2 separate regions of the Homo sapiens genome follow, and region 1 is linked to region 2. A link is an interaction called in ENCODE POLR2A ChIA-PET data of the cell type or tissue named here. Cell type or tissue: A673. All regions are shown on one strand. Each heading gives the region's core, and the rest is flanking DNA. Links, peaks and the distances in the headings are about the cores only.

Evidence for each region. Peaks named below come from ENCODE experiments on the same cell type or tissue, not always from the same donor. Only the 100,000 strongest peaks of a DNase experiment are listed, where the experiment ranks them.
Region 1: POLR2A ChIA-PET joins it to region 2 with 5 read pairs; 7 of 35 experiments call an interaction of 5 or more read pairs at or near these places.

What each region holds. Positions count from the first base shown.
Region 1 is chr14:58,275,249-58,279,652 of GRCh38, forward strand. The region is part of intron 2 of PSMA3-AS1 (PSMA3 antisense RNA 1); the gene reads right to left. Among named protein-coding and RNA genes, the nearest start is that of LINC00216, 11 kb to the right of the region's middle. In A673, for the core only: no CTCF peak of the experiment used is centred there; no DNase peak of the experiment used is centred there; H3K27ac peaks cover 962 bases.
Region 2 is chr14:58,344,870-58,349,273 of GRCh38, forward strand. ARID4A (AT-rich interaction domain 4A) reads left to right here. Exons shown (of 24, transcript NM_002892.4): 13 at 1,542-1,636; 14 at 2,151-2,248; 15 at 2,778-3,009. Among named protein-coding and RNA genes, the nearest start is that of ARID4A, 49 kb to the left of the region's middle. In A673, for the core only: no CTCF peak of the experiment used is centred there; no DNase peak of the experiment used is centred there.

The sequences.
Region 1 (4,404 bases), core at 113-4,112, 70 kb before region 2:
TCTAAATTTGTCCAAGGTTTTAATGTTGGAAAATTATTAAATGAGAAAAAGAACTAAAACAGGAAGTGTTATCAGAAAAGACTGTATTGCTAAGATACCACTTCTCTCCAAAATCATTTATTAGATTCGATGTAAACTTAGTCAAATTCCCAAGTGGCTTTTTGGGGGAAAGTGGTAGAAATCAATAAGCTGTTTCTAAAATTTATATGGAAAAAGTGAAAGAATTAGAAGAGCCAAAACAATTTTGAAAAGCACAAGTGAGAAGACCCACATTACCTAATTTCAAGACTAACTATAAAGTTCATAATGTAGACATAATATAAAATGGAGTTTAAAAACAGACCCACAAATAGTCAACTGACAAAAGTAAAAAAGCAAATTACTAGAGAAAGGATAGTGTTTTTTCAACAAATGGTGCTGGAACAACTGAACATTCATATGCAGGAAGAAAAAAAACCCCAAACAAAAACCTCAAACCATATCTTATACTACCTATATATAAAAAGTAGCTCAAAAGTGATCATGGACCAAAATGTACCTCAACCTGTAAAGCTTCAAAGAAAACAGAAGACATGTGTGACTGGTTTAAGAAAGAGTTCTCAGATACTACACCAAAAGCATGATCCATAAAAGAAAAACAATTGACAAGCTTTATCAAAATTAAAAGCAGCTGTTCTCCTTCCTAAAAACACTATTAAGGGACTGACAAGACAGGAAAAACTCTGGGGGAAAATATTTGCAAATCACATGTCTGACAAAGGACTTGTGTCCAGAATATATGAAGAACTCTCGAAATTGAACAATATGAAAACTCAACTTTTAAAAATGGGCAAAACAATAGGACCATTTACTAAAGAAGACACACTAATGACAAATATGTAAGGAAAGATATTCATTAGGAAAAGGCAAAATCACGATGAGATACCACTCTACATCTATTATAATGTGTATAATTAAAACTATACATTCTGACCACACTAGCACTGGTGAGTACGTAGACTAATGAATGCTTTATTGCTGGTGGGAAAGGAAAATGGTACAGATGCTTTGGAAAACAGTTTAGCAGCTTCTTATGAAGTTTAACACTTAGAGTATAACCCAGCACTCCTATTCCTAGGTGTTTACCTAAGTGAAATGAAAACTTCAGCTACATGATTCATGCATACTATATGATTCCAACTGTATGACATTTTTGAAAAGGCCAAACTATATGATCAGAAAAACAAAGCAGTGGTTCTCAGGGTGGGGGTGGGGGGTTGAGCATGGTAAGAAGTTTAGTTAAATTAGCAAAAAACAACTTCCTGTAGTGATGGAAATGTTCTGTATCTTGATTGTATTTAGCTGTAAGACTGTTTAAATTTGTTAATATTAATGGAATCATACGTATAAAGAGTAAATTTTACTGTATTATATCACAATAAACCAAGACTTAAGAAAAACTGCCTAGTATATAGAAAATGTTGAAACGCATGTTATCCTTCACTTCAGTTGAGCATCTGGGCACCACACTAGCATGTGTGCCACCTGGGATCCTTTTTATTACACTGCAATAATCACACTGGCTAAACCTATTCTTTAAACTTGTAACACTACCTAATTTTAACAGTTTGAGGAAAGCATTCCATTTTAATCCAAAAAATATACCTCTTCCCCCTGCCCCCCAGACAGAATTTTGCTCTTCTTGCCCAGGCTGGAGTGCAGTGGCACGATCTTGGCTTACTGCAACTTCGTCCTCCTGGGTTCAAGAGATTCTTCTGCCTCAGTCTCCCGAGTAGCTGGGATTACGGGCGCTAATTTTTCTATTTTTACTAGAGACGGGGTTTCATCATGTTGGCTAGGCTAGTCTCAAACTCTGACCTTGTGATCCGCCCGCCTCGACCTCCCGAAGTGCTAGGGAGCCACCGCGCCTGGTCTTTTTTTTTTTCTTTTTTTTTTTTTTTTGAGACCGAGTTTCACTGTTGTTGCCCAGGCTGGAGTGCAATGACACAATCTCAGCTCACTGCAACCTCTGCCTCCCGGGTTCCAGCAATCTCCTGCCTCAGCTTCCAAAGCAGCTGGGATTGCAGGCACACACCGCCACACTTGGCTAATTTTGTATTTTTAGTAGAGACGGGATTTCACCATGTTGGTCAGGCTGGTTTCGAACTCCTGACTGCAGGTGATCCACCCACCTAGGCCTCCCAAAGTGCTGGGATTACAGGCATGAGCCACTGCACCCAGCATACCTCAATCATAATAAACATTAATTGCTTATTAGAACTGTTAAAGGACACATGAAATAGAAAACGTGATTCTTGCCCTTTACAAAATATTCTGAGAAGCCGTTTCCTTATAAAACCACTAAATTATATCTTACCCTCCTTTAAACTGGGGTGAATTTTAAAGATACCTTTTCGCATGTTGCTGCTTAAACTAAACCACCACCACCAAAAAAAAAAGTAAGAAAAAAAAACCAAAAGACCTCAGTGTAGTGGTGTCCAACTATGGTCCCAGCTACTCATGAGGCTGAGGTGAGAGGATTGCTTGAGCAGTGCTGCATTGTGCTGTGAAAGTGCCTGTGAATAGCCACTACACTCCAGCCTGGACAACATAGCGAGACCTTGCCTGTATAAAGTTTAAAAAAAAAAAAAAAAAAGATAACAAGGCCAGGCGTGGCGGCTCACGCCTGCAATGCCAGCACTTTGGGAGGCTGAGCTAGGTAGATCACGAGGTCAAGAGTTAGACACCAACCTGACCGACAAGGTGAAACCCCGTCTCTACTAAAAATACAAAAATCAGCCGGGTGTGGAGGCAGGTACCTGTAATCCCAGCTACTCAGGAGGCCGAGACAGGAGAACTGCTTCAATCTAAGTGGAGCTTGCAGTGAGGCAAGATCGTGCCACTGCACTCCAGCCTGGGCGACAGAATGAGACTCCATCTGAACAACAATAACAAAGAAAATAACAAAGAGGGCAAAGAAGAAAGCCATCCATATTCCCACAACCTGGAATAACTATTTTAGGAATTTTTTTTTTTTTGCTTGCTTCCATGGTGTTTTTTTTTTTTTTCCGGAGACAGGGTCTCACTCTGTTGCCAGGCTGGAGTACAATGGCAGGATCAAAGATCACTGCAGCCTCAATCTTCCGTGCTTAAACTATCCTCCCACCTCAGCCTCCCGAGTAGCTCGAATCACAGGCATGTACCACCACGCCTGGCTAATTTTTTAAAATTTTTGAAGAAACACGCTGTATCTATATTGTCCAGGCTGGTCTCAAGTCATGACAAGTGATCCTCCCACCTCGGCCTCCCAAAGTGTTGCGATTATGGGTGTGAGCCACTGCCCAGCCTCCATTGTTTTTGCAATGTAGGTACTTAAATTATGTGGTATGTTCATATGTACCTATGTATTTATTGTCCCTCATATAAATATTAAAACATTACAAATAAAAGTAATATTCCTTCTTTGACCACTCAACCCCTTCAAGAGGTACTCTATTATAAAGTGTATCCTTCCAGTCCATATATCTCTTTGAAATAAATACTAGTATAATGTGATTAACATATAAAGATAGTTGATGAGCAGGATTCCTTACTCATGTATCTTGGGTTTGTCTTTGAAGTGTATCATTTGGACTTATATTTCATTTCTACTACATGGAATCACAAAGTTTTGAGAAAAATTCATGTAAATAAAGAGTTGAACTATTAAGATCCATGTGGAAATGGGAGTTAATTTTTTTTCAGGAAAAGTCAATGGGATTCAAGATTAATATAATATAAGGGAATTATTCTTAAGATAGCACCGAAGAAAATTCTGATAATTTAGAGAAAAGGAAATGGTATAGGAAAATTACAGGTATAAAGATAATAATATATGATATTTAGTAGGTCTGATTGGTTTGGGTGTCAGTAGCAACCAAGTGATAGCAGTAAAAATTCAAGGCAAACATTTGGATGCCTACGATGTATCACATCACCAAGGAAGACTAAAATTTAAAAAGTTCAGATATAGTTCTTTCCCCAGTGAGAAAAGCAGATACTAAAAATCACTGGCAAGGTCTATTAAACGTGTATACAAGCTGGGCACAGTGGCTACCGCCTGTAATCCCAACACTTTGGGAGGCCGACGTGGGCAGATCACTTGTGGTCAGCAGTTTGAGACCAGCCTGGCCAACAGAGTGAAACCCCATCTCTGCTAAAAATATAAAAATTAGCCGGGCATGGTGGCAGGCGCCTGTAGTCCCAGCTACTTGGGAGGCTGAGGCAGTTGAATTGCTTGACCTTGGGAGGCAGAGGTTGCAGTGAGCCAAGATGGTGCTGCTGCACTCCAGTGTAGGTAACAGAGTGAGACCCTGCCTCAAAAAAAAAGTAAAAAAGAGATGTGTATACATATACTTGTATGTCTACACTGAACTATAAACATGT
Region 2 (4,404 bases), core at 139-4,138:
TTTTATTTATTTATTTATTTTGAGGCAGGTTCTTGCTTTGATGCCCAGGCTGGAGTGCAGTGATTTGCTCCTGGCTTACTGCAGCCTTGACCTCCTGGGCTCAAGTGATCCTCCTGCCTCAGCCTCTCGAGTAGCTGGGACTACAGGCACGTGCCACCATACCCAGCTAATTTTTTATTTTTCTATTTTTTGTAGAGACGGGTTTTGCCATATTGCCGAGGCTGGTCTCAAACTCCTGGCCTCAAGTGATCCTCTTACCTCTGCCTCCCAAAGTGCTGAGATTACAGCTGTGAACCATCATGACTGTCTAGTTTTGGATTTTAAATAAATCCTAGAATCAGTTACACCTGACAGTAGTAAAATATTTGGAATTAAACTGTTCATACCTATTTTACATAGAAACAAGTGAGAAAATATTTTGATACAATTTAGTTTTCCCTGTCACTTACAAAGCTAAAGAATATTCTGATATTTCAGAAATAGAAAGTGACCAGTTATGTTAATCTGCATACCCACTAATTACTAATGCTATATTTGTGGCAAATAAACTAGATAAACTAGCCTGATCCTTGTTCTCAGCAAATTAAACATAATAGGAGACCAATCGTTATCTGAAAAAGATGAGATTTCTAATATAGGTAGAATAATAGAACAATTATAAACCATCATACTCCTTGCCATTTGTTAGTCCTAGAAAATCTTAAGATAAATTGGTCCTAAACATTCTGTGTGGCCTTCAGAAATCATCCTTCAGATTACTGCTAACAGTCTTAACATTTGTGTCAAAGTAGTGAAAGTGGAACCAGGGTATAAATCTTATCTTTTCTGTTGTGTTTGTTTATGCCTAAACTTTTTTTTTTTTTTTTTTTTTTTTTTTTTGTGACAGAGTCTTACTCTGTCACTCAAGCTGGAGTGCGGTGGCGTGAACATGGCTCCCTCCAGCCTCCACTTCCTGGGCTTAAGCAGTCCTCCCACCTCAGGCTCCCAAGTACCTGGGACCACAGGTGCACACCACCACACTCAGCTAATGTTTTCCTTTTAATTTTTGTAGAGACAGGATATCACCATGTTGCCCAGGCTGGTCTCAAACTCCTGAGCCCAAGTGATCTTCCTGCCTTAGCCTCCCAAAGTGCTGGGGTTACAGGTGTGAGCCACTGCACCCAGCCCTATGCCCAAGCGTCTTGAACCAGCAACATTGTTGGCCACACCATGCAGTGTTTACTTTAGTTTTACTCAATTCATTGGCAGTTAAAGAGGTAGCTTTATTAGTATAACACCTAAAATCTGAAGATCCCCACAAAGCTATATAAATAAGAGAGAATTATTATATATATTATTATATATAAAACATATAAAAAAGAATTATTATATATAAAACAACACAAGAGAATTATCTTGTGTTGTTTTACATTGTTTAAGGCTCTTTAAATATGTGCCTCTAATTAATGAAATTGGGGAAATTAGAAATTGACCGCTTTGTTTTCAAATTAGTATTTCTCATTTGAATAAACATTTTATTTCTACCTACTTACATTGAAAAGGTACTCCAATCAACAAACCACCTGTTTTGGGCTATAAAGATCTCAATCTCTTCAAACTCTTCAGACTGGTTTATCATCAGGGTGGATGTGACAATGTAAGTATAACATTGCTTTTTGAAACATGTATTGATGTGGTAAAAAGTTAAGTTATCTTATATTGCATTATTATATGCACATTGGATAATAAATACATTTTCTTAATGAACATAGAATATTAGGATAAAGATCTTTTCCTGGCCAGGCACGGTGGCTCACGCCTGTAATCCCAGCATTTTGGGAGATTGAGGCGGGTGGATTGCTTAAGCTCAGGAATTCAAGACTAGCCTGGGCAACATGGCGAAACCCCATCTCTACAGAAAATACAAAAATTAGCCAGGCATGGTGTCGCATGCCTGTGGTCCCAACTACTCGGGAAGCTGAGGTGGGAGGATCACTTGAGCCCAGGAGGTCGAGGCTGCAGTGAGCCCTGATTGCACCACTGCTCTCCAGCCTGGGCGACAGAGTGAGACCCTGTCTCAAAAAAAAAAAAAAAAAAAAAAAAAAAAAAAAAAAAAAAAAAAAAAGATTAATTCCCTTTGCAAATGTTAACATAAAAACTTAATTTTCCAGATTGATAGTGGTGCTGTATGGAAGCAAATTTATATGGACCTTGGCATTCCTATTTTGAATTCAGCTGCTTCCTACAATGTAAAAACTGCTTATAGAAAGTAAGTAGTATAGTTTATTCATCAAAGAATATATATTTATAGGAAATATTTTCCATTTACTTTGTTAACAAGAATACATCAATCTAGAAACATTAAAGTTAGAGAAAGTATATAAAAAGGTTTAGGTTGACAGATACTTGTGATTGAAAGTTATTTCAGCGCATCTAATCTGCTTTACTCCATTTCTTATGTTGTCCTGATTTCCTTTCCAAAATCAGGATGCAGGTAGTGTCTGCGATTATGATACATATTACAGAGCTACATCTTTTGGGGTGAACAGCCTTCATATCAAAACTTATGATAGTTATGTTTAGCTATCACAAGCTCAGACGTCTCAGGACGGCATTTTATGATCAGTTTTTCTGTTTATGATTCTATCTAAAACACCAAGAAAATAGTAACACAGAAAAGAGTAACAAAAATTTTTTTAAATTACTGGGCTTTACTTTTTAAAAATGTGTTTAATAACATGAATTCAAGTTAGATGCAAAGACTGTAAGATTTCTTAAATGAAATATTGTTTGTTTAGGTATCTCTATGGTTTTGAGGAGTACTGCCGTTCGGCAAATATTCAGTTCAGAACTGTTCATCACCATGAACCAAAAGTAAAAGAGGAAAAAAAAGACTTAGAAGAATCAATGGAAGAGGCTCTCAAATTAGATCAAGAAATGCCTTTAACAGAAGTGAAGAGTGAACCTGAGGAAAATATCGATTCAAACAGTGAAAGTGAAAGAGAAGAGATAGAATTAAAATCTCCGAGGGTGAGTTCTTAATACTAGTTTTATCTGGTTTAAGTATTATTTAAAATTTTTTATTATAGCCATTTTCATATATACACAAAAGTACTACAGTGAACCTAGTTTATTTTCCAGTATTTAATGCTGCTTAGCTAGCTACTTTTTTCGAAATATATTGTATATTATTTCCTCTACCTGAAAACCCTTCCTTCTGTTTTCTGTTTATATTCGATCAAGTCATTCTTGTCTGGGATGAATCCCAGATATTCCTTTTCCAGTCTTCTGCTAAAGTATCACCTCATTGAAGGCTGTCTTGGTCACCTTATCTGAAATTGTAACCTGCCTCCTCTCTTTGGAACTCTCAGTCCCTCTGATGTTGTTCTTTCTGTAATTTACTTATTTATTCTGTTTATTGTGATTATCTATTTTGCCCCACTCTACACTAGAATCACACTCCACGAGGTCAGGGATTAGTGTTTATTTCGTTTATTGACAGATGCCACGCATTTAGAATAGTGCCTGGCACATAATAAAGGCTTATTAAATAGATGTTGAATAAATGAATCACCTCTTTATAGTGCCTGTGCCCTAAACTAGATGATATCTTGTCTTTGTAACTTTATAGCACACTGTGTAGCTCTAGTGATGCGTACATGTATGCTGGTTGTATCTTCCAACTTTGCTCCTTCTTTCCTTTAATATATAAGGTCTATTTAGGAATTGTCATCTAGCATTTGGATCAGTGTCCAGTGATGTTACATAGTAGGATTTATCAAATTTTAGAAAGAGAAAGGAATTTACCACACTATCAAAGAAGTTTAATTACTATGTCTTATTTTTTGGTGGAATCATATTTAATGAAAGAGAATGTGAAATTGCTTTGTCTTATAGTTCAGAAACCAGTTTTCAAAACTTCCTTCATGTAGTAAATGGAATCTTCTAGTGAATGTCATGAAATTTCCAAATTGTTTTTTTTTAATTTTTTTTAAAATTGTGGTAAGTACATATAACATAAAATTTGCCACCTTAACTCTTTTTAAGTGTACACTTCATTGGCATTAAGTACATTCTCACCGTTGCATAAGTGTCACCACCGTCCAGTTCCAGAATATTTTTACCTTGCAAACCTGAAATTCTGTACCCATTAAACAGTAACTCCTCATTCCTCCCCAACCCTTAGCAATCAAAGTTTTACTTTCTGTACCTATGAATTTGATATTCTAGGTACTTTTATATAAGTGAAATCATACAGTGTTTGTCCTTTTTTACTGGCTTATTCACTCACCATAATGTCTGTAAGACATTATGTTGTAGCACATATCAGAATTTCCTTCCTTTTTAAAGGTGAATAATATTTTATTGTATGTATTGTGGACATACTTTCTTTTCATTACCTAAAAACCTTCCTCATCCTACATA